2 separate regions of the Homo sapiens genome follow, and region 2 is linked to region 1. Evidence: read pairs that join two places in POLR2A ChIA-PET (ENCODE). Cell type or tissue: Panc1. All regions are shown on one strand. Links, peaks and the distances in the headings refer to the core of each region. The heading gives the core; the rest is flanking DNA.

Region 1 (16,899 bases), core at 4,093-12,092:
TACTTGCCAAATACAGCCAAGCCAACACACGCACATACTATAAAGTTTCCAAATACCAAATAATGAACCATTTTTTTGGTCTCTGGGCTTCCAAACTGAGCTACATGTTTAATCCCACATAACTCAAAATAACCAAAAAAGGGCTATATCATTTCACTGACCCATACTTGAAATATTTTTTGCTGTCACTATTGATCTGGGCATTTCTAACTACCCACTTATGTGCAAGGGGGAGCATCATAAATGGGCACCAAATTTCTAGGTCATTCTTTGTTTTCACACCAGCTTTTCCAGTGACTTTCCCTGTTTAAAACCAGAAAGCCATCCTGGATTTGTACTGAACCTTAACTCTAATAAAAACGGCATGCCTGCTGCACTCTTCATCTCCGTTATAAGCTTGCAGCTTGTTTTATTCCTTAGGATGGAGCCTCAGTAGAGCCCACTGAAAGTAAACCACTGATTAGCACTAATACCCTCCTTCCAGTCAGCATATGGTTATCAGCCACCCTGGAGGTTTACCTGATTGTAGCTGATTAGTCCTCAAAACACCCAATTACCACATCAACTGCTCATTTTTCAATCACCTTCTGAGAACTTGGGAGTCAGCAACTCACTGAAAATTAGTGAACTGGAGATAAGGTTAGATTTTTGCATCTAAGTAAAAGGCAAGAAAGGAAATTATGAAATGAGTCCAAAGACGACGAAGGAACACAACATACAGATGATAAATGACTGCATCCAAATGTCTTAAAGGGCACCTGGATGACCACAAATGTAGATATGTGGTTTCGGGAGCCAAAGGCCTCTAAGTAGGCCTCAGGTTCACCACGTGGTAACCAATCAACCTCTTAATGTTTGCTAATTCTTAAAAAAAAAAAAAAAAATCTAAATCCATTAAGACCACATTTATCAGCTTTTTCCCCACGATGGAGGTTGACTGCTAATGCATAGCAGACAGGAAGAGGAAGAGGGACAGAAAAGATCCACACAATAAAAGAATTCCTGCTTTCAACCACATCAGTAACCTGGTCAGAAAAGTGAGGTCACTAGACTCTCTTTCCTGCTGGCAAATTCAAAAGTATTACATAATTATTTTGTGAAGTTTAGAAAGTACAGAGAGGCATAAAGAAAAAAAAAGCCAATCACTAATTTCACCACCTACGGTTAATATTTTGGAGTATATCCTTTCAGTCTTGCTTCACTGCGAATCACATCAAAAAGGCTAACCAGGCTAGGCGCAGTGGCTCACGCCTGCAATCCCAGCACTTTGGGAGGCCAAGGCAGGTGGATCACGAGGTCAGGAGTTCAAGACCAGCCTGGCCAACATGGTGAAACCCCGTCTCTACTAAAAATACAAAAATTAGCTGGGCATGGTGGCACATGCCTGTAATCCCAGCTACTTGGGAACCTGAGGCAGGAGAACTGCTTGAAGTGGGACCTGGGAGGCAGAGGTAGCAGTGAGGAAGACTGTGCCACTGCACTCCAGCCTGGGCTACAGAGCGAGACTCTGTCTCAAAAAAAAAAAAAAAAACAACTAACCAATCCAATGATCCAGTGATTCTGGCTCCAGGGATTTTAAGGAAGTGTTTTTAAATGATGGGGGAATGGGGAGAAAAGCAGCTTAATCCTAAAGACATCTTTCACTTATATCTAAATTTCCTCAATTTATTCTTTCAAAAGAAGATCAACTTCCTCCTCACACTCCCTCCAAGGAAAAGAAGAGGACAAAGATGATGACCATCTTAAGGTCTAATGAGTAACAGTCCCCTTATCAAAGGTTTAACATCAGGGGTAGAAGGGTCTGGCCCATGGATTGAGTGATTCACATTCCCAGGGAGCAAGAGGCTCATTCAAAAGAGAAATGTGGAATGCCTGGAAATGGTCAATGGGCTGGATTTAGTGTGAAGACTAACATGGGCTGTCAAGCTGCAGACTGGGTCAAAGGACAGATTTGTAGCAGACGTGTCTGCCTTCCCAGCATCCAGGCTCTTCATCAGGTGATTACCCAATTTTCACCAGCAGATCCTTTTCCCTCGCTCTCGGCCATATGGCTGGGTGGGGTTCATAAAGAACTATGGGACTCAGCCCCACCAAGGCCTCACATGCCCCTGGCTTTAATGACTGGACCCAGGATATGCCCATGACAAGCCAGCCAGACAGAATCTCAACCCTGAAAATACAGGAGGCTGGAGATGCTACCAGAAAGAGCTACCAGAGAAAATAAGAATGCCTAGGGGGTCACTGTGAGGATTAAATGGTCCCTGTTTATCACATGGGGCTCAGCTCAAATGCATGTAGAACCCAAAAATGAAATCACCAAGTGGAAAGCAGTATGAAGAGACAAAGGGAAACTGAATTTTGAAGGCATTATTTACACCCTGAATCCAACTGTTCCTAGAGTCAAGATCAAAGCCTGAACTTCACAGGTGTGAGCCAACAAACTCTCCTTTGCATAAGTTAGATATCAGGTTTTCTATCACAACTGAAAGAGTCCCTACCAAGACACAGCTATGTCACTCAGATCTCTTCTATTCAGAGAGCAAAGAGAGAGAAGATCTAATTGCCAGATGTTCTGATTCATGGTTCAGAACCAACTGACTAGGCCACAATTTCTAGTCGAATATATCATAGGACCCTTAGCTGAACAACAGGACCAATGATCCCAAGTTCATGAAAGCTGTCAAATTCCATTATAACTACGTGGACCAGTAGGATGCTATTTAAAAGATGGTATGACTAACTGGCTACAAGAATCTTTCCAATTGCAATTTTTACACCGTTAGACCTCCTTCAAGTAGATATGCCACAGAATACTTCAGGAGCTTTATTCTATTGTGTACATATTTGCTGTCATCATCTTGTTCCCAAAGAGGAACCCCGTCCCAGCATTCAGACACCATGTGAAAGGCTGAAAGCAAAAATCTCTCAGAAGTCTTTCTCTGTACAATAACATGATCAACCTTCCAGCTGAAACAGGTATTTGATCTAAACCATATCCCATGAAACTGAAAGCCCAAATCTAACCTGAACTTGGCTACCCTCTTGGTTTCAATTCCTATCACTGAGACAATTTCTCTTTGATTTTACATGCCGAAGAGCCTATTAAGAAAGTGTTTAAGTTTCAAAGACTGACAGGAAATGCTCATGTTTGCACATCTTTATTTGAATACGTTCTCTGCAGGTTGAAACTTGAGGCCCCAAGGTTTAGGCTTTGATTTTTTTTTTTAAGTTACTTATTTTCACAAATGCTCATGTAGCATGAGGCCCCAGAGTACATTAACATGTGCAAAGATAAGCAGGTAATTAAAAATGGAGCTCTATACCTGTTGGAAGGCACTGTGGTACTGCAAGCTTTGCAAAGTAAGACATCTGATGATTCGTTCCTGCCCACTTCCCACCCACATGACCTGCCAAAATTGCTGCCACCTAATGGCCACCACAATGCTGTCTATTAAAACCCTGCCCTAGCAGCTATGCCCTATTTTAAGAAACAACATAAAAAATTTATAAAATAAAGCAGCAGCACCATAAGTTCTTTCAGTCATCAATAAGTCTGAAGACTCAAAGACAACTATGGCCCCAGAATAAACTGCGTGCGCTCATGCACACACACACACACACACACACACACACACACACACACACACACAAATGTTGCATCCAACAATAGGGGGTCCATGAAATTACATGCAACTTTTCTGAATTGCGTTCAGTGTCTTGACTGTTCTGCAACCAACATTCAATTCTCTCACTCAAAAACCAGTTGCACAGATATTGCAGCTCCTTCAGCTGCTCCAGTATAGTCATGTGCCTTCCAGGAGGGAAAGTACATGCATTGGATGCAAAATGACTAGGTTTGTACAGCCCAGCTCTACCAACTCTCTAGCTCACACTTAACCATATTCCATCTCAGTCTTCTCAGTTGAAAACGGGAACTAAAACAAATCACTGTGAACTAAATGACTATATGCAGAAGAATAAAACTAGATCCCCTCTCTCACACTATATACAAAAATCAAATCAAAGTGGATTGAAGATTTAAATATAAGACATGAAACTATGAAACTACTAGAAGAAAACACTGGGGAAATGATCTAGGACACTGGTCTGGGCAAAGATTTTTTGTGTAAGACCTTAAAAGCACAGGCAACCAAAGCAAAAAGAGACAAATGGGGTTATATCAAGCTAAAAAGCTTCTACACAGCAAAGTAAACAATCAACAATGTGAAGAGACAATCCACAGAATGGGAAAAAAAATCTGCAAACTATCCATCTGACGAGGGATTAACAGCCAGAATATATAAGGAGCTCAAACAACTTAATAGCAAAATAATAATAATAATAATCTGATTTTTATTTTATTTATTTATTTTTTTTGAGACAGAGTCTCACTCTGTCACCCACGCTGGAGTGCAGTGGCATGATCTCGGCTCACTGCAACCAATCACCTCCGAGGTTCAAGTGATTCTCTTGCCTTAGCCTCTCGAGTAGCTGGGATTACAGGCGCATGCCACCAGGCCCAGCTCATTTTTGTATTTTCAGTAGAGACAGTGTTTCACCATGTTGGCCAGGCTGGTCTCAAACTCCTGACCTCAGGTGATCCGCCTGCCTCAGCCTCCCAAAGTGCTGGGATTACAGGCTCGAGCCACTGTGCCCGACTCTAATCTGATTTTTAAATGGGCAAAAGATCTGAATAGATGTTTCTCAAAAGGAGACATGAAAATAGCCAGCAGGTATACGAAAAAATGCTCAACATCACTAATCATCACAGAAATGTAAATAAAAGCCACAACGAAATATTATCTCACCCCAGTTAAAATGGTTATGAAAAAAAAAAAAAACAGAATAATGAATGGCAAGGATGTGGAAAAATGGGAACCCTCGTATACTGTTGGTGGAAATGTTAATGAGTATAGCCACTATGGAAAACAGTATAAAGGGCCCTCAAAAAACTGAAAATAGAACTACTGTATGATCCAGCAATTGCACTACTAGGTATATGTGCAAAGGAAAGAAAATCAATATACTGGAGAGATCTGCACTCCCATGTTTATTGTAGCATTATTCACAATAGCCAAAATATGGAATCCACCTGAGTGCCCATCCATGGATGAATGGATAAAGAAAATGTGGTACATATACACAATGGAATATTATTCAGCCATAAAAAAGTATGAAACCCTGTCATAGGCAACACGGTTGGAACTAGAGGTCATTACGTTAAGTGAAATAAACCAAGCACAGAAAGACAAATAGCACATGTTCTCACTCATGTGTGAGCTAAAAAAGTGGATCTCAGGAAGAGAGAGACAGTTATCTTCTCTAGGTAGTTACCAGAGGCAGGGAAGGGGAGCGGGAGGGGAGATGAAAAGAAGTGGGTTAGTGGGTACAAACAGAAGTAAGACCTAGCGTTGGAAAAATCAGTAGGGTGACTCCAGTCAACAATAATCTAATGTACATTTCAAAATAGGTGGAAGAGAATAATTTAAATGATCCCGGCATAAAGAAAAGATAAATATTTAAGGTGATATAATATCCCAATTACCCTGATTTGATTTTTACACATAATGTGAATGTATCATATTATCACATGTCTCAAAACTACATATATTATTTATCAATTAACAAAAAAATGGGACTGAGTTCTGCGATGAAAAAAAAAAGGTCACGGTGAAGAATAAATGGCTGCTTCATATGAGATGGGTCTCAGTTCACGTGCTGACATGTGTTCCATGTTCAACCAATCCAAATGCCACTTCCCTCTAATTCAGCACAACGCTGTTTTACTTCTTCACGGCACTTACAACTCTGTGAAATTCTAATTTGCTGACTTATTTATTGCCTGCTCCCTCTAATAGCAGGCATTTTACCTGCCTTATTCGCCACTTTACCCTGTGCACCTAGGCTATGTGGCACATGGCACATTGATAAGTATCTGTAGAAGGAATAATAGTCACTGATACTGAGCACATGCTCTGTACAAGGCTTTATTGCTTTAAATATATTAACTCGTGATTGAATAAATGCTGAATCTGAGATGTTTAGCACTTTCTCACACACAATTAATACTCAATAAATGGTAGCTATTTATACCAATTCAAATTATAGGATGATGTCAACAAACACTCAACAGGAAAGAGTAAAGGGAGTTGAGTCCTAAGAATGCAGAACTCAATTCAGTTCTCAAGAGCTGATTTTTTCTTTTTAGAGACAGGATCTGGCTCTGTTGCCAGCCCAGAGTGCAGTGGTGCAATCATAACTCACTGTTAACTTCAAACTTCTGGGCTTAAACGATCCTCCCACCTTAGCCTCCCAAAGCAGCTAAGACTACAGGCACATGGTGCCACACCCAGCTACTTTTTTCATTTTTATTTTTGTACAGACAGGGTCTTGCTATGTTGCCCAGGCTGGTCTCGAACTCCTGGGCTCAAGCAATCCTTCTGCCTCAGTCTCCCAAAGCACTTGGTTTATGGGTGTGAGCACTGGGCCCAGCCCTGATTCTTAAGGTCTATTTTTTCTTGGACTCCCCCCATTCGAAGCACCCACTACCTTCAGAGAGGAAAGAGAGGAGAGGATTATCTTATTACTCCAATTATTCTTTACCTTATGAGTTTCTCAGATAATGTGATACAAACACAGCTTCTCAGCCAGCAGTACACAGGTCCATCTCTCCTCACTTCACAAGCTAATTTTCACCTCAAATACAGCAAAAGCCAGAATATGAAGCTGACATAGGGAGATGTTCAACCTGTCATGTCTCTTTTTGACCTGTACCTCAGGATCTTAGAAAAAATTCACATTAATGGAAATCACTTCTGCCTCTCTTTTCAGTCAGGGTGTTATGTCCAAGGGTTTACTGAAGCCACAGCCATGCACTGCACTCTAGGAAGACCAAGGGGCTCACCAACTGGGAACACTCCAGTGAAAAGCCTCAGGCTGCTGGTCTGAACTGCATCTTCCCCACCTCAACAAATAAAGGCATCATATTTAAGGTGTCTAGAGATGCAGGAGCAACAGCCAGCAGCTTTTTTGAATACTGCATACTACTTGCTTTAAATACGAATTCAACTGCTTAAAACACAAGGACTCATGGCCAGTGTTACACCTCTTGAGATGTTATACCACTGTTCACTTGATGACAGAGTGACTTTTAACTTGGAGGGCTGAAGCACATACCTTATCAAAGAGGGTAAGTGATACAGACAATAAAGGTCCTCCATCTCTTTACAGCCACCAGAGACAATGAACTTTGTTTCACATGACTGCGAGAAAGGCCAACAACTAAAGTCCTCAACGGGGCCCCCAAAGCCAGAGGTACTTGCTGAGAAAGCAAAGGGCAGATTCCACCTCCGCTGGCTGGCAGACCCACACATTCTGCTTAACCATGTGAAACAGCCAGCTCTTACTCTGCCCGCCCCCAGGCCCAGTTATGATATTTGGGGTAGAAAGAGAATAGCAACACCGGTGACTTTTCTAGGAGGCTGTTTTATAAAAACAGAGCTTCCAATTTTAGGCCTAAAATTGAAAAGAAAAATAGCCAGAATTAGAAGTCTGTTTTAACACAATATATTGAAAATTACAAGTTTAAACACTGGTAGCTGGAGACGGGGTATCACACTACCACATGACTTCTCAGTGAGTCATAAAAAATAGTACCGGCTTGTTTAACAGTGATCGTCCACCAGTGACAGAATTAAGAAGTCCGCTTGTGTCAAATGATGGAAAACCAAACTGATACCCCTCTTGTGTTTGTTTCAGCAGTGGCAGAACTGACACAAATGAATTGCAGCAACAATCTACAAGACAAACACTGATAAACCTTTTTTGAGGCTGGTCAAAGAGGAAATGTTTGAAACCCTGAATATGACTCATTTTTCAGAAGTCAGTTTAACAGGAGAAAAAAAAATCTCTAAACTATTAATAAATCACTAACTGAAATATTTCTGGATTGCTAACATCCAATCTTGATTAGCATACCTTTGTGTCAAAGCAAAAGCCAAATGCAGGCATTTAACAAGTCACTACCCTTTCAGTTAGGAGAATCGCTCTGGTGGAACTAGATGAGAACAACAAAAATTAATCTTCAGGCATAGATGGATACTGTCATGATAATAAGATAATAAAGACCTCCCCAAAGGATTTCTGGGTATCATAAATTATATAACAAATCCACTTCTGCCAGGCAGCCAAGATTAACTCCTATTCACCCAGGTTATGACTCGGTATTGCCAATGGGCTTATTGAAGTGGAAGTCTCATTATCCACCACTGCTCAGCAAAAGGCACAGTCATCTTTCTCATTGCAAATCAATTTGCTGACACCAACTACTCACTGTAAGAGAAGTCAACCTAATAATCTTAAAAACAACTTTGACACTTGTTTCTTCCAGGCCAAAAACATATTTTAAGAACCAGAAAAGAAAATGTTCCGTAATTTCTCCCTCCCAGTAAGTCCTTAAACCGAATTTTTTAAGTGCCTAAGATGACATTTTATTATAATATACTTTATTATGTCTATCGTGCGTCCAAGGCTTAAATGCATTACACATTATTTATTCCCTTGGGACAAAAACATTCATGGCTCCCAAGCAAATAGTCAAATATAAAAAGTACATAGAAGAGAAAGGCTGTTGTCATTTTAGTGACAGCATCTTAGACTGCAAGCTCCAAGAAGACAGGGAATGTGTATGATGACACAAAAAGGGTCAACTTGGCATAATGCGAAGGCTCACACCTGCAGACCCAGCACTTTGGGAGACCAAGGCAGGAGGACTGCTTGAGCCCAGTAGTTCGAGACCAGCTTGGGCAACATAGGGAGACCCAATTTCTACAAAATCACAAATAAAAAAATTAGCCAGCCTTGGTGGTACATGTCTGTGGTCCCAGCTACTTGGGAGACTGAGATAGGAGGATCCCTTGGGCCCAGAGGGCTGAGACTGCAGTGAGCAGTGATCATGCCTGGGTACTCCAGCCAGGGTGACAGAGTAAGACCCTGTCTCAAAAAAAAAAAAAAAAAAAAAAAAACAGAAAAAAGAAAAAAGAAAAGAAAATGGCTAACTGGCATCTAAGAGATACTTTCTAAAGAATCAAATGGAAAATAAGCACCTACTATGTCCCTAGTGCACTGCACAAATCTACCTAAATGCAGAGTACTACCACTTTTACATAGTAACATCCACAAATAGTTTCCCAAGGTTTACTACGTACCAGGCATCATTCTCAAAACATTTTTACACATATCAACTAATAAAACAATCCAACTCTCCAATAATAATACCCTAGGAGATAGTAAGCAGCAGAGCCAAAATTCAGACTCTTAAATTAAGGATGCTTTTCAAAGCTATTTTTTTTTAAGCCTGAAGGTTTAAATTGCTTCTTTCAAAACAGCATACTCCGATAGAGTGGTTTTTTGTTTGCTTTGGTGTGCTAAGTCTTTGAGTCACTGAGAAATGAGAGTTTGGACTATACAAGTAGTTTTCAAACTTTAACTGCAACCTTCAGTGAGAAATATATTTTATATCCTTACCCAATGCACACATATAAAGCCATGTACAACTCAAAGAAAAGTTCCATGAATATTTAACCTTTTAAATATTTACCCAAGCCTGGGCAACACAGCGATACTCTGTCTCTACAAAAAAATTTAAAACAATTAAGTGGGTGTGATGATGTACACCTCTAGTCCCAGCTACTCAGGAGGCTGAGGGGAGAGAACTGCTTGAGCCCAGGAATTTGAGGTTACAATGACCGATGAGTGTGCCACTGCACTCCAGCCTGGGTGACAGAGCAAGATCCTGTCTCAAAATAAATAATCTACTCAATATTTACCCTTACTTCTATGATGCACTGATTTGCACTATTTGTTTTCTTTTTTTCCCATTTTGTTTTTAATTGTTGCTTATAACCCACCAATGAGATATGACCCATAGCTTGGAAATCTCAACCAAGCTTGATAAACGTTCCCTCCATCACCTTTATTGTGCCTGAAACAACGTTAGGCATTTTACAGTCATGATAGCATTTACTCTCCACAGCTACTCTCGGAGGTTCCTATGGCTATCCCTATTTTACGGATGAGGAAATAAGCTCAGAACTAAAGCAGCTTATGCAAGCCCTTAGCCTGTGACAGAGACAGAGGAAATTCACCAAACTGCTCCCCTAATTTCAAACATCCTTTCAGTTAGGTGGGGAAATGTGTTTACTTTTTTATTTTTTGAGACAGAATCTCACTCTGTCACGCGTGCTGGAGTGCAGTGGTACAATTTTGGCTCACTGCAACCTCCGCCTCCCAGGTTCAAGCGATTCTCCTACCTCAGCCTCCCAAGTAGCCAGGATTACAGGCGCATGGTACCACGCCCAGCTAATTCTTGTATTTTTAGTTGAGATGGGGTTTTGCCGTGTTGGTCAGGCTGGTCTCAAACTCCTGACCTTGTGATCTGCCCGCCTCAGCCTCCCAAAGTACTGGGATTACAGGCATGAGCCACCGTGCCCGGCCTAGTCTTATACACACTGTTACCACTGCTCAGAATCCCTCCCCATTCCTTTCTCTAGTCTTTCATGCCTTATGCTGGGATTTTACTTCCCACAGGACTCCTTCCTGACTGAGAGCCTCTCTGCCCCTGAGCACCTTCATTTATAACATTGCTATTTTTTTTTTTTTTTTTGAGATAGAGTTTCGCTTTTGTCACCCAGGCTGGAGTGCAATGGTGCAATCTCAGCTCACCAAAACCTCCACCTCCCGGGTTCAAGCAATTCTCCTGCCTCAGCCTCCCGAGTAGCTGGGATTACAGGCATGTGCCACCACACTCTGCTAATTTTGTATATATATATATATTTTTTAGTAGAGACGGGGTATCTCCATGTTGGTCAGACTGGTCTCGAACTCCTGACCTCAGGTGATCTGCCCACCTCAGCCTCCCAAAGTGCTGGGATTATAGGCGTGAGCCACCATGCCCGGCCAGCACTGCTATTTTTACAGCACTGGTTTTACAACATTTTCTAATTGTCACTATCTTATGTTCCAACCAGACAATAAAGTCCTTAAGAGCAAGATCTACAATAGGCACTAAAAATTATTGGAACAAGTAGCTGGCAACATATAAACACATTTCTTCTTCCTGAAACACGATGTGTCCAATCCTAGAGTCAGTCTTTCAGAAAAATTCAGAATACATACGCTTCACTTTGAATACAACCATGAAAGCATTACATTTTGGAGGCCAACATTTTTTAGCTTACAAAACTGGTTTTTAGTTTCAGAAGTACCCTATGAATGGTCCACATTCTGTCTGAGAATGCCAGTCTTTTGCTTATAGATTTCTAACTTAAAAATAACAGTCTGGTTCTTCTTAGGGAGAAAATATCTTGTACAGGTTGAGTATCCCTTATCCCAAATGCTTGAGACCAGAAGTGTTCTGGATTTTGAACTTCAGATTTTAGAATATTAACATTGTACTTACCAGTAGAGCATCCCTAATATGAAAATCTGAAATCTGAAATTCTTCAATGAGCATTTCCTTTGGGCCTCATGTCAGGGATCAAAAGTTCTAAATTTTGGAGCATTTCAGGTTTCAGAGTTTCAGTAACTTCAGTACTTTAAAAGTGTGTTTTTGAAAGTTTTGTTCTGGCCGGATGCGGTGGCTCACGCCTGTAATCCCAGCACTTTGGGAGGCCGAGGCGGACGGATCACGAGGTCAGGAGATCGAGACCATCCTGGCTAACACGGTGAAACCCCGTCTCTACTAAAAATACAAAACATTTAGCCGGGCATGGTGGCGGGCACCTGTAGTCCCAGCTACTAGGGAGGCTGGGGCAGGAGAATGGCATGAACCTGAGAGGCGGAGCTTGCAGTGAGCCGAGGTCGAGCCACTGCACTCCAGCCTGGGTGACAGAGCGCAACTCCATCTCAAAAAAAAAAATTTTTGTTCTGTTAAACTGCTATCATAATTGAAAATTCTTTTGCTTAAGCTGGTTGTATCAGAAGTATTAAATACTGGAGATCTTTAGAACTTTCTGTTGAGTGAATCAATTGAAGTACTGTATGAAAATAGCAAATATGCAAATCAGAAAGGGGAGGAGCTTAGGCCAAACTGTTCAGAAGGAAAGAAAAACAGGTTTCCTTCCAAATGGGGAAAAGGCAACTGGAAAGATTTTTACCTGTTGCACAACTTTTTATTATCTCTTTCTGCTAGGCCAATCAACGATTGAGAGCTGTGAACTTGGAAAAGCAAATGCTCTGATAAATTAAGCAACTCCAGCTCTTTGACTAGGAAAGTTTTAAAGTCAGAGTTAAAGATTAAGTCTTCAATTAAACATTTTTATTTTTTTACTTGAAGTTGCCATGAATATTCAAGTTTCTAACATCCTAAAAGGGCTTTATTTTAGGAGTGAAAAGATTCTGGATAAACTAAAAGGTTATTCTACCATGAGAAGACCGCGATAAGTGGTGCTGGAACATGTAAGAATGGCTTGTAAAGGTACTGACCTCTGCCACTATGTTGTACATCTTTCCTTCTGACTCTGTTATATGTTAAGTTTTTAAATGTGTGGTCTCGAATGCTCATACTTCTTATGGAGATTATACGACCATGGAGATAATCATTTGTATGACTAGGAAAGAACAGTCTTCTTTCATGTGGCTTTCATCTTTAAAAGCCCAACTGCTCAGCTACCCACAAAAGATCTTAACCAAGACAAACTGATCCAATGGCAATTTCCCAAGAAGAGAAGAAAACAAACAGCCCCACTCTAGCTTTGCAAAACTTGGTCTGCAGACCAAGGGTGAATGTCACAACTCGGCCCCTCCCCTTTCAGAATGTATCCAGACTCATCAACCATTGCCTACACATAATGACTAACTTCCATACCACAGGAAATAGGCTGTTCTAGAAACCTGACATCTACAAGTAAGGTGGTCTTATAATTGTATATCCAAGGAGTTGCTTGGTTTGAACTCAAAATCTGCTCAAAGGATGCTTGCTGCGTGTCATCAATTAGATCTTAGTGGGAAGGCAGACTTGTAATCCTGCAAAACACAGCCTTCAGTAAAAGGCTTTTTCCACCTTGCCAATGTGCCCAATGACACAGGTCACGACACCTCTCTGAGACAAGACAGTAAGAATGACAAAATCGAAATTTACAAAGTATGAGGAATTGAAGCACAGATCCCACCTCAGTTGGGGAACATTTGAGAGTTTCTCATTATGAAGTCATGTAGAAACCTTGTATTAAATAAATGAAGTTCGAGGTTGCAGGGAACCATGATTAGGCTACTGCACTCAGCCTGGGCAACAGAGTAAGACCCCATCTCAAAATAAATAAATAAAATAAATTAGGAGAATAATGTTGGGCTATATCACTGCCACCATTTTGCTTTTTTTTTTTTTTTTTGAGACGGAGTCTGGCTCTGTCACCAGGCTGGAGTACAATGGCACAATCTTGGCTCTCTGCAACCTCTGCCTCCTGGGTTCAAGCAATTCTCCTGCCTCAGCCTCCTGAGTAGCTGGGACTACGGGCACCCGCCACCATACTCGGCTAATTTTTGTATTTTTAGTAGAGACATGGTTTCACCATGTTGGCCAGGATGGTCTCCATCTCTTTACCTCGTGATTCCGCCCGCCTCAGTCTCCCAAAAGTGCTGGGATTACAGGTGTGAGCCATTGCACCCGGCATTTTGCTCTATTTTAACCTAATCTTCACTAGTAACACTTGGCACAGGGACCTATCAGACTTGGATCCATCTTTATAGCAATTTTTTAAAACTAAAATCTGAAACACTAAATAACTTATTACAAGGAGCTATACCAGATCCATGGCCCTTTACAGCGTGTTAACTCAGAACAAGATCACTTGCAAACACAGACCAATCCCCAACTGTAGATAATAAAAGATGACAGTGTAAAGATACACAGAAAATGTTTAGGGACTACAGGTAATTAAGGCTTTAAAAAAAAAAAAACATAAACTACATCTGAAAGCAGCTTTTTCGGCTTCTATTGCTTAACAGAGATTTCCATTTTATTCTGGGTTTTACTGAAAAAGCAAGTGCCTCCCACAGTAGTCTGTATCATTTCTACTACTACTCGTTTCCCTTCTCAAGACCCCACTATGTTGAATTATGAGCAATATGACAAAGTGAAATGAGATTTTAAATACTGCCTGCCTCAGTGTTTAACATCATTTTAGGGCACATATCCCACTGTCCCTTTAAAGCAGTCACCAGGAAGAAGTAATCTACAGGTCAGCTCTTGAGATGGGACAGAGCCTTGAATCCATGCACTGGCTTGGGTTCAAGAAGCAATTAGGCTTTTTCTCCCACCCCAACAGAACAAGTCAGACCCTAACTTTACTTCTAACATGGGGAGTCCCAACAGCAAACAATGAGGAACTGAGGAGCAATCCAGGTAGCCGGGAAACTGCTAAAGGTGAAAGAGTAAACAATATTATTCATTTTTTCATTGAAAAAAAAAAAAAAGGCCACCAATACTAATGGCTATGGTATTTTAAATTCTACATAACCTACTTGTGGGTATTTTTGTCACAAATGCAAAAAAAGAAATTTGTCAATTTGCTTGAGTTAGTCAAGTCTTTATTTTTTTGCCTGAGACTTCTGAAGGCAAGTCTTTAAGTCCTGAAATCGGGACCTGCTCAGCAGTGGCCATCACCACAAAGACTTCATTGAATAAGGTGTGGCGCTGCACTAGAGTTACTGAGTCTTGGAACCTACAAACTTCAGCCATTCATATCCCATCTTTACCATCCCATCTACTGTTCACCTAATATTTTTCTTAAAAGCTTCTTTAAAAACTGCATCTACTGTTAAATAAAAATGATAGAAGACCATGGTTCTGGACTAAGCTCCTGCACTAGGCTCCAAGAGACCAGACTAAAAATCAAAATGGAGTCATTCATGCCCAAACTAAGTTTGTTATCTGACCTTCCCAGAAACCAGGAGAAAGAGATAACATCCAACTTCCCAAACTCCATGTTTAAATCTTCAACTGGCACGATAATGAAGTTCCCTAGTTTTAAACCTTACACACAAACACACACAAAAGTCTGAAGTAATCTAATGTTAACTATTCAGTTATTTCTCTATTGTTCTGTTTCCCTGTCCTGCCTTACAAGAAAAGCAGCTTTAAAAGGACTGATACACTCTTTGTTCTTTGCTTCTGCTTTCTTCAGCCCTTCTGTCTATAAAGCCAACTCCTGCTTTAGCTCATCTAAACACTTATTCTATATTATGGAATGAAACATTGCCCAATTCTAGAATTGCAATACAGCCAGTTGAGATCTGGAAACTAAATTGGTTGCAATTTTGTCTTTGACATGACTTTAGTATCATCCTAAGCACTATTGTCCATGAATTCATAGGTGTGATATGATAGTTATGTTTTCATTCATACACATTAAAAAACAGAACTAGTAGGCTGGGCGCTGTGGCTCACACCTGTAATCCCAGCACTTTGGGAGGCCAAGGAGGGTGGATCGCCTGAGGTAAGGAGTTCAAGACCAGCCTGGCCAACATGGTGCAACCCTGTTACAAAAATTAGCAGGGCGTGGTGGCGGGTGCCTGTAATCCCAGCTACTCGGGAGGCTGAGGCAGGAGAATCACTTGAACCCAGGAGGCAGAGGTTGCAGTGAGCCAAGATAGCGCCACTGCACTCCAGCCTGGGAGACAGAGCAAGATTCCATCTCAAAAAGTAAGTAAATACAATAAAAAACAGAACTAGTAAATGAAAAGTATTCATCATGTGCCACCAAAAATCATCTTATGCACCATCAGCAGTAAAAAAACACATGAGTATTCATTTCAGCAACACATAAATTACAAGTGTAACCAAAGCCACACTTTGAGAAACAGTGATTTAGTCCTAAATCCTTTATGTCATAGTTAAAGAAACAGACTGAGAGGGGATGTGATCTGCCCAAGGAAAAGCAGCAATGGTGGCAGAGTCTAGACTAGAACTAAGGACTTAATCCAATGGTAGTCCCACTACAGTAGACTGTCTTGGTTCTTGAGCTACAGGAAGAATTAGAGACCTGGCCTCAGAGGAGTTCACCAACAAGTAAACTCTAAGCAGTCAGGAAGCCCTTTTGCATGTGGATCTGGGCTTTTCTCTTTATCTGAGACTCTGTCAAACATTATCTAGACTGGCTGAAATAAATCTATTTCTTTTCCCAAAGTCTAATGTGGTTTTGCCCAACTCACTGAACCTCAAGGCATACAGTCAAAGATAAAAATGTCTCCTGGATCAGTTTCCCAATTTTTGATCCAACAGTATCCTAGCCCCTGTCCCCACTGCTAGACTTATACAGGCTCCATAGGGTTTCAGGAGGAAGATTTTCCATCTCTGGGTTTTAGGCCAGCTTTGGAAACATGCTGGAAGTTTCCATTACAGAGTCACTAGTGTATTTCCCAGATACCCAGAGGACAGGTTTTATTTTCAAATGATACATAACTTGTGTCTACTGTGTGCCTAGCAATCTTTTTATACACTGTCCCATAAACTGACTATAAGAGGAGGTAAAATGATATACATGATTCTTGACTCCTTGGGAATTAGCTGCCATTCCAGGTGGGCATAGCAATGGATGCCATGTAGCCAATAATAGCTAATGTTATTAAATGTTTGTTTTTATGCCCAGCACTGTGCCATGTCCTTCGAATGTACTATCTTATTGAATCCTCACAACCATTTACTGTGATTACCCTCACTCCATACATGAGGAAGCTGAGGCTTAGAGAGAGAAATGGCTCATCCAAGGTCAAGTGGCAAGTCGGTGATAAAGTTCAGACTCAAACCCAGACTGACTCTAGAGACTATGTTCTCTTAACCAAGGCACTATGTACATCTATTTTTTGTTTGTTTTGAGCAGGGTCTCACTTTGTCACCCCGAA
Region 2 (8,000 bases), core at 1-8,000, 120 kb after region 1:
CTTGTGCTTCAGCCTCCCGGGTAGCTGGGATAACAGGTGTGCATCATGCCCGGCTAATTTTTGTATTTTTAGTAGAGATGGGGTTTCGCCATCTTGGCCAGGCTGGTCTCGAACTCCTGGCCTCTTGAGATCTGCCCACTTTGGCCTCCCAAAGTGTTGAGATTATAGGCATGAGCCACTGCGCCCAGACTCTCTTGGTTTCTTATATGTTCAAAAATATAGTGAGTTGCTTTCTGAAAATTTCCGCCTTTTTTCCCTCTCTCTCTTTTATTTGGACCTTCTCTTTGCTTTGTTTCTATTCATCTTAACCTTCTCCATTCTGATTCAGCTACCAGCAATTTCTCTTCAATATAGGGTCCTGCCTTGGAAGGGGACACCTGACTGGTCAGTTTTGAGAAATCACGGGGGCTAGCATCCCCTTCAGAGCTCACCATGGGCTGGGTCACTGCAGTCACTAGTTTCAGCAGGTGAAAACCCTGTAAACTTCAGCTTCTCCTCTCACATGGGCCAGCACACTTTGCAGTGCAAACCTGCTGACTAGCTTTTGGTTCTTCCTCTCAGGTCCATTCCTTCCCGCTGCGTTCTCCTGCACAGGTGCAGATAATTGCACGTCTTGCAGCTGTCAGTGGTTTGCTGTCACCCAATTTGTATTTTGGAATCTGTGGGGATACCTTGCAAACTAGCTTTGTTGTAAGTGTTGTTTATAGCTTTCTGGTTTTGCTACCTAGTTGCTCTGTTTTTATGTGACGATTTGGGAAGATCTGAAAACTGTGCAGCCTTTGTGGCTGCCATTTCCCTGAAATTCTTTCCATAGTTTTTTATACATACATGTGTTAAAAATCATGTAGATAATATAATACATATATATGTAGCTAGCATGTGTATATACCATCTACACACACACATACTGATACGTGTAGATTTTTCTCTACATTAAATTATATGTTGTTGATCTGGAACTATTGGTAGCTATGTGAACTTAACCTTTTGATGATAGGGATAACAGTAGTTAAGGTTTATTAATGCCTGCTTTGGGTTACTCAACCCCAGACCTGTGTCAGCTGCCAAACCATGCTCTCAGCTACCATCCTTAACTTTTTTTTTTGAGACAGAGTCTCATTCTGTTGCCCAGGCTGGAGTGCAGTGGTGCCATCTCGGCTCACTGCAACCTCTGCCTCTTGGGTTCAAGCGATTGTCCTGCCTCAGCCTCCCAAGTAGCTGGACTACAGGCACAAGCCACCAAGCCCAGCTAATTTTTTTATTTTTAGTAGAGATAGGGTTTTGCCATGTTGGCCAGGGTAGTCTCGAACTCCTGGCCTCAAGCGATCTACCCGCTTCGGCCTCCCAAAGTGCTGAGATTACAGGTATGAGCCACTGCACCCACTCAGTATGAAGATTCTTAACCAATAATGTATATCAGAATAGAAGTACAGATCTATAGGACTGGGTGGATCAAGTTGCACGTGAAGCAATATATCCACTGATTATTTATTTGCTATTTTTATTGTTATTAATTTTGCTTAGGGCACTTTGGGTTAGGCATTCTGTCTCTGGCAACCTAAAGAATTATAACGAATACAATGGATGACTGTCATGCACCCCTAGTTGAGGCTTCTGGATGGAGCCTCCCTCCCGGAACACATGCTGGCCACACTGAACTCTCCTTTTCCTATGAGACTCTCTGTTTCTCTAGGGCCTAGCCAAACACTCCTCACATCTTCTTGCCATCGTCCCCTTCTATTTCACACAATTTCCAACATGAAGCCTGTAGCCTACACATGCTTCTGCTCCATGCTCCTGCCACGTGGTTTGGCAGGACAGACTGTGGCACACCAACCCACCTTTCATAAAGGTGGCCCAGCTCTGCTGGGGATGGAGGGAAAGAGGAATGAGCTCTTCCCTTCACATACCAGTAATGTCATTCCTTCCTCCCCCGGGGGGCCCCATGGCTGTCACGAGCAGCATGTCCACGATGTCCAGCCTGGTTGTGTCTTTTTTGTCAAACCAGTAACCATGGTCAATCCACTGCCTCAGGAGCTCGATGGGTGGCTGGGCCCCATACACCTCTTTGGCTGGCATGTTGAGGTCATCTGGGGAAAGAAACCACAGATACAGCCATTGCAAGTTCATGGCATCTTCTGCTCTTACAGAGGTAACAGATGGCAATTCCCCTGTAGGGGAATCTGTTCCCAGGTTTCCATTCCCCATTCCAGTTAGGGCTTAGTCAATGGATGCCCTGACCAGATTGGAAGGGGTTTTCCTGAGTTCTGGGCTCTCCTGCCTCATTGAGATCTCTGTCCACGTGACTATAAGGATGCATAGACTGACATTAACAAACTGGCTTGGCCGGGCATGGTGGCTCATGCCTATAATCCCAGCACTGTGGGAGGCCGAGGCAGGCAGATTGCTTGAGCTCAGGAGTTCGAGACCAGCCTGTGCAACATGGCGAAACCCTGTCTCCATAAAAAAAAAAAAAAAAAAAAAAAATTAGTCAGGCATGGTGGCTTATGTCTGTGGTCCCATACTCAGGAGGCTAAGATGAAAGGATTGTTTGAGCCTCGGAGGCAGAGGTTGCAGTGAGCCAAGATTGTGCCACTGCACTCCATCCAGCCTGGGCAACAGAGTGAGACCCTGCCTCAAAAAGAAAATAGAAAAGACGAGAAAAACAAAAAGAAAACAGGCATTTAATTTTTTCCCATTTCTGTCAAGCAAAATAGATTGTCTACTATGTGCTAGACATTTTGTTAATTCCTCCCCATATGATGGCAACAGTCAAGCTCCCAGCAAATAGAGTATTTAATTTGACCAGCAGGTAATAGTTGAACTTCAATGGGAGCAACAGATGATGAGACCCTAGGCCTTGAGCTGGAGTTTTTTGTTTGTTTGTTTTGTTTTTGTTTTTGAGACAGTCTTGCTCTGTCACCCAGGCTGGAGTGCAGAGGTGTGATCTCAGCTCACTGCAACTTTGTCTCCCAGGTTCAAGTGGTCCTCCTGCCTCAGCCTCCAAGTAGCTGCGACTACAGGTGTGCACCACCACGCCCAGCTAATTTTTGTATTTTTAGTAGAGACGGGGTTTCACCATGTTGGCCTGGCTGGTCTCAAACTCCTGACCTCAGGTGATCCACCTGCCTCAGCCTCCCAAAATGCTGGGATTACAGGCGTGAGCCACCACACCCAGCCTGAGCTGGGGTTTTTGATGAGAAAACCAAAATGACAAGAATATATTAAGACTTCCCGAAGGGCAGGGACTCATTTTCCCCAGTAGTATATTACTCAGTCCTGGCACATCAGAGGCACTCAATGAAATGGGGGCTCTTCGAGATCGCACCACTGCACTCCAGCCTGGGGGACAAAGCAAGACTCCGTCTCAAAAAAAAAAAAAAAAAAAAAAGGGGGGGGCTCCTTTAGTTTTTCTTCAACAAACAATTGTTTGAATGCCCAGTTTGTGTGGGGTAACATTTTAGGAGCTTTATATACATTATCTCATATAATCCGATAATAACTTTATAAGGAAGATAGTATTAACTCTATGTTAAAGATGAGGAACTGAGGGTCAGGGACGTTAACTCACAATATACCTAGGGTTAAAAAGTAAGCTTTGAAGTTGGGCATGGTGGTTCACACCTGTAATCCCAACACTTTGGGAGGCCAAGGCGGGAAGATCACTTGAGGCCAGGAGTTCGACCACCTGGGTAACAAAGCAAGACCCCCGTCTCTACAAAGAATGGAAAAATTAGCCAAGAGTGGTGGCATGTGCCTGTAGTCCCAGCTTCTTGGGAGGCTGAGGTAGTAGGATCACTTGGGCCCAGGAGTTGGAGGCTGCAGTGAGCTGTGATTGTGCCACTGCACTCCAGCCTGGGTAACAGAGTGAGACATTCTCTCTCTCAAAAAAGTAAGATTTGAAACCAGATCTGTTTGGCTGCAAAGCTTACCCTGTTTTTGAATATACCATAAAAATAGGGAGGGAGAGCAAGATGGAGAAAAGGAGAAAAAGAGGAAGAGAAAAGGAATGTAAAATAAAATAGGACCCCTGCCTCTGAGGGGCTGTTAGTTGGCAAGGACATGAACTCAGGCAATATTTCCTCTGAATACATGAGTTTTAAAGGCATATCCTGAAATAATCCAGAAGTGTGGGGCATTACTATTGCTAGATGAGAACGCTACGTGTCAACAGCAAGATAGTGGAAAATATAATGTATTTGGCACCAAAAAGCCTGGGTCTGGGTCACAGCTCCAGAATGTTCTAGATATTTGATCTCAAACAGGAAATTTAACCTTCTGGAGCCTCAATGCACTGACTAGTAAAATGACAATGATGGTTAATAAGCTCACAGGGTTGTGGGGCTCAAGTGACCGAAGTGAGGAAACGCTTTGTAAATAGTTACAGTCCTGGGAAAATTCACTGTGCTTATTTCACAAATGTTTGGCAAGTATTAGGTTCCTCCATTTAGTGATAACACATTTATCTGACAGAAAATGGAATAAGGGGTTTATCACAAGGTGTGTGTTGCTTTTGGAAATGCCAGCGGGCAAACAGCACAGCCCCCTTCTGAAATTACTACTTCCACTACAAGGAAGAGAGGAAGGAAAGAAAGAAGGAAGGAAGGAGAAAAGGAGGAAAGAAGGAAGGAAGGAGAAAAGGAGGGAAGAAGGAAAGGAGGGAGGGAGGGAGGGAAGGAGGAAGGAGAAAAAGAAGAGGAGAGAATGAATACTAAGCTATATTAACTGGAAATATTTGATCTCCCAGGGAGAGTAAAGGTATGTACAGTGGCACCACAAGCAGAAGCTATAGTTTGCTGCAGCTTATGGTGGAAGAATCTGGTTGTGTCCAGACCCAGCCCAATGCCTTACCCACAAACACCACTGCTTTCTTCCCTATGGGAGGCCCGAAAAGGCCCTTCCGTCGTCGATCCAGCTTGGACATGATGATATCCTGGGTCTGATTGGCTGAGGTTCTGGCAGAGAAATTGATGCAGTTGGGTAGGTACGTATTTTTGGGAAGGTGGAGAAGGAAGTTGTTGGTGATGGCTGATTTGCCAGTGCCTGTGGGACCCACGAACAGCATTGGAATCTCATGGTCTAAGTAGGTTTTCAAGAAGAAGGACTGCCGGGCTGTCTCCATTGTGGGGATGATGAGTTCTGAGACCTGTACCACACAGACATGGGAGAGTCTCGGTTGTGGGCCCAGGAAGCTGGAGGTCTTGGCATTCAAGAGACCTGGGTTTACATTCTAGCTCCATCCCTTACTATCTTTATGACCTTAGGCGAGTCTTTAACCTCTCCATGGGCCTCAGTTTCTTCATCTGTGAAAAGGGGATAATAATGGCACCTAATTCACAGAGCTGGCTTGAGGATTAAACAAGATCATGCATGTAAAGTTGGGCATTACTGTCTGTGTGTTGTAGATGAGAAGACTGGGTCGAGAGCCTTTCTGCAACCTGCTCAAGTAACACAGCAAGTAAGTGAAAATGCAGGGATTTGAATACCAGCTTGTCTGATTCCAAAGTCTACAGTCTTCACTACTGAATGGTCATATTATAAACAGTTGTGGTAAGGATCAGTCCATAGCTGCTGTGCTCCTAGAGCATTGCTCTGAACCAACTTGTCTCCCTTGTCCCAGGCAAGGTCTACCTCCCCTATGCCATCATCACTGCCTGGCTCAGAGGGCTTAAGTGTGATCCTGAATCCCCATGATCTGTGCTTGTTTCTGATCTATTTTTTACAACACTCACATTCTTGGTTCTAAGACCCACCCTTACTAATCCCATGCCTTTTCCAATATGGGGATTGTATTAATACACACTTTTCCTGGTATTCAGGTCCCAGTTGGACTCTTAAGGCCGGGTCTCGGGCTCCTGGAATCCCTATTTGGACAGGGCACCTGACCTTGGCTTGGATTCTCTGAGTTTGAACCCTGTCATCAGCCATTTGGCTACATTTTGTCCCTCTATGGGGGAAGATGATTATATCATACACTGAAGTCTCCTTCTATGTCTAGGCTGAAAGGGACTAGACCTTGGGGCCACTGTGTTGTACAACTACAGAGAGTACCATTCACACCATGGATCATGTCAATGGTGCCTTCTAAAGCAAAACTGGACCGTGATGCAAATAGCGCCACCTAGGTCTGTGCGACATAATGGCCCTATGTATACTGGTAGAAAAAGGCTCAGCTTCTTTCTACAAGCAATTTGATCAAAGGAAAAGAAACAGATGAGACAAGGGAATTAAAGTTGAGAAGAAGAGAAGTAACAGGTGCTTAAGTATGGGTGTTTTGCCTGTATTACCCCCTACAGTCTTCCCAGTAACCTTCTAAGGCAGGTATGTAATAACACAGATGAAATAAATGAGGCTCGAAGAAACTGGCTAACTTATCCAAAGCCATATAGCCAGCAAGTGAGGCTAAATGCAGAACTAGGTTCAAGATGCGTATTTTGCTACTAAGACTGGGAGTTTAAAGCAAGTTGGGTTTCATAGATGTTTATTTTCAGGAACTAGGACAATTGTTTGACAAGGGAAAAATCTCCAGAACTGAAGATATTTTCTTCATTGGACTCTTTTACTTGTGTTAATTCAGCAAGATTGCAAATCCCTGGAGCTCAAGTGACTAAGCTCTTTTTGGAGAATTAAAGTTTAGGACCTCAGTGCTGGGGGTTGCTTTACAACACTCAGCCCCCAAGGTGTGTCCTGAAGTCAGCACACATTCACCCTGCTTGACACATCCTTACACATACAGCTGTGGTCCTGCGTGGTGTCTGACTTGGTTGTCAATATCTGTACTTTCTCCACCACCTACCACTCCACCCAGGGCCTGAACAATCTCCAGTCACTTCAGAAAGATAAACTATGCCCACTAGATTCTACTAACAGGGACATAAAAGCTCTCTGAAAAAATGTTCCACAAGGATTGAAAAGAGCAGGAGTTGTAGGTGTATCATTTTCTAATCAGAAAACTTATTAATCAAAACCTACTTTTCAGAGAATTCTGATCAAGAAAATCTTTCTCTGAGGATTCAAAGAATCCTTTTTTGCTGAGATAACTGAGAAGCACACTGATGACTATCTGGTGTTGTTATTATTATTATTATTATTATTATTATTATTTTGAGACAGAGTTTTGCTCTTGTCACCCAGGCTGAAGTGCAATGGCGCGATCTCGGCTCACTGAAATCTCTGCCTCTGGAGTTCAAGCGATTCTCCTGCCTCAGCCTCCCAAGTAGCTGGGATTACAGGCATGCGCCACCACGCCCAGCTAATTTTGTATTTTTAGTAGAGATGCGGTTTCACCATGTTGGCCAGGCTGGTCTTGCACTCCTGACCTCAGGTGATCCTCCTGCCCTGGCCTCCCAAAGTGCTGGGATTACAGATGTGAGCCACTGCGCCTGGCCAGTACCTGGTATTACTGATAACGACAATAATCAGAATAGCAACAAACACTGATGTAGCCCCTAGCATGTGCCATGTGTTCATGTATAACACCTCCAACCTCTGCAACCATAAATGTTCCCCCCACCGCCATTTTTTGGTTGAGTAAATTGAAGCTGAGAAAGGATGCTGTGTCTCTCTGATTCTAAAGCCCATGTTTTTGAAGGTCCACTGCAGCTCATGTTTAAATATTTTTCTAAAGAAAGCCCTTAAAACTCCTCGCAAAGACTGTTAATTCTTCCACCTGAGAGAATATTTGGATGATTCTGGAAACCAAAGTTCCATGGCCAATGATTCTCTTTATACCTTTGCACCAGCTGGAACTTTTTCCTCCTCTTTGGTGATATACTGTGTCCACGTTTCCCAATGTCCACTAGCTTGTTTGATAAAATAAAAATCATAGATGCTTCCTGGACCCAAAGAAACAAAACAGATCATTAGCACATGAAGGCTTTACTTGCCTCCCATATTTGAGGATTTTAAGTCCCTCAGTTATCAGCATATGAAAATGTGTAACTACCAGTACTGGCATAGTTGTGGTGAAACTTATACATTGCTGGAAAGTGTATAAACTG

What was found. Peaks named below come from ENCODE experiments on the same cell type or tissue, not always from the same donor. Only the 100,000 strongest peaks of a DNase experiment are listed, where the experiment ranks them.
Region 2: POLR2A ChIA-PET joins it to region 1 with 8 read pairs; 4 of 35 experiments call an interaction of 5 or more read pairs at or near these places.

Annotation. Positions count from the first base shown.
Region 1 is chr16:20,871,607-20,888,505 of GRCh38, forward strand. The region is part of intron 1 of DCUN1D3 (defective in cullin neddylation 1 domain containing 3); the gene reads right to left. Among named protein-coding and RNA genes, the nearest start is that of DCUN1D3, 20 kb to the right of the region's middle. RefSeq lists enhancers at 2,757-2,856, 3,107-3,326, 7,397-7,466 and a silencer at 3,973-4,052. In Panc1, for the core only: no CTCF peak of the experiment used is centred there; no DNase peak of the experiment used is centred there; H3K27ac peaks cover 743 bases.
Region 2 is chr16:20,995,373-21,003,372 of GRCh38, forward strand. DNAH3 (dynein axonemal heavy chain 3) reads right to left here. Exons shown (of 62, transcript NM_001347886.2): 42 at 7,732-7,835; 43 at 4,852-5,146; 44 at 1,911-2,090. Among named protein-coding and RNA genes, the nearest start is that of LYRM1, 99 kb to the left of the region's middle. RefSeq lists a silencer at 6,066-6,125. In Panc1, for the core only: CTCF peaks have their summits at 6,096 and 6,295; a DNase peak (open chromatin) is centred at 6,159.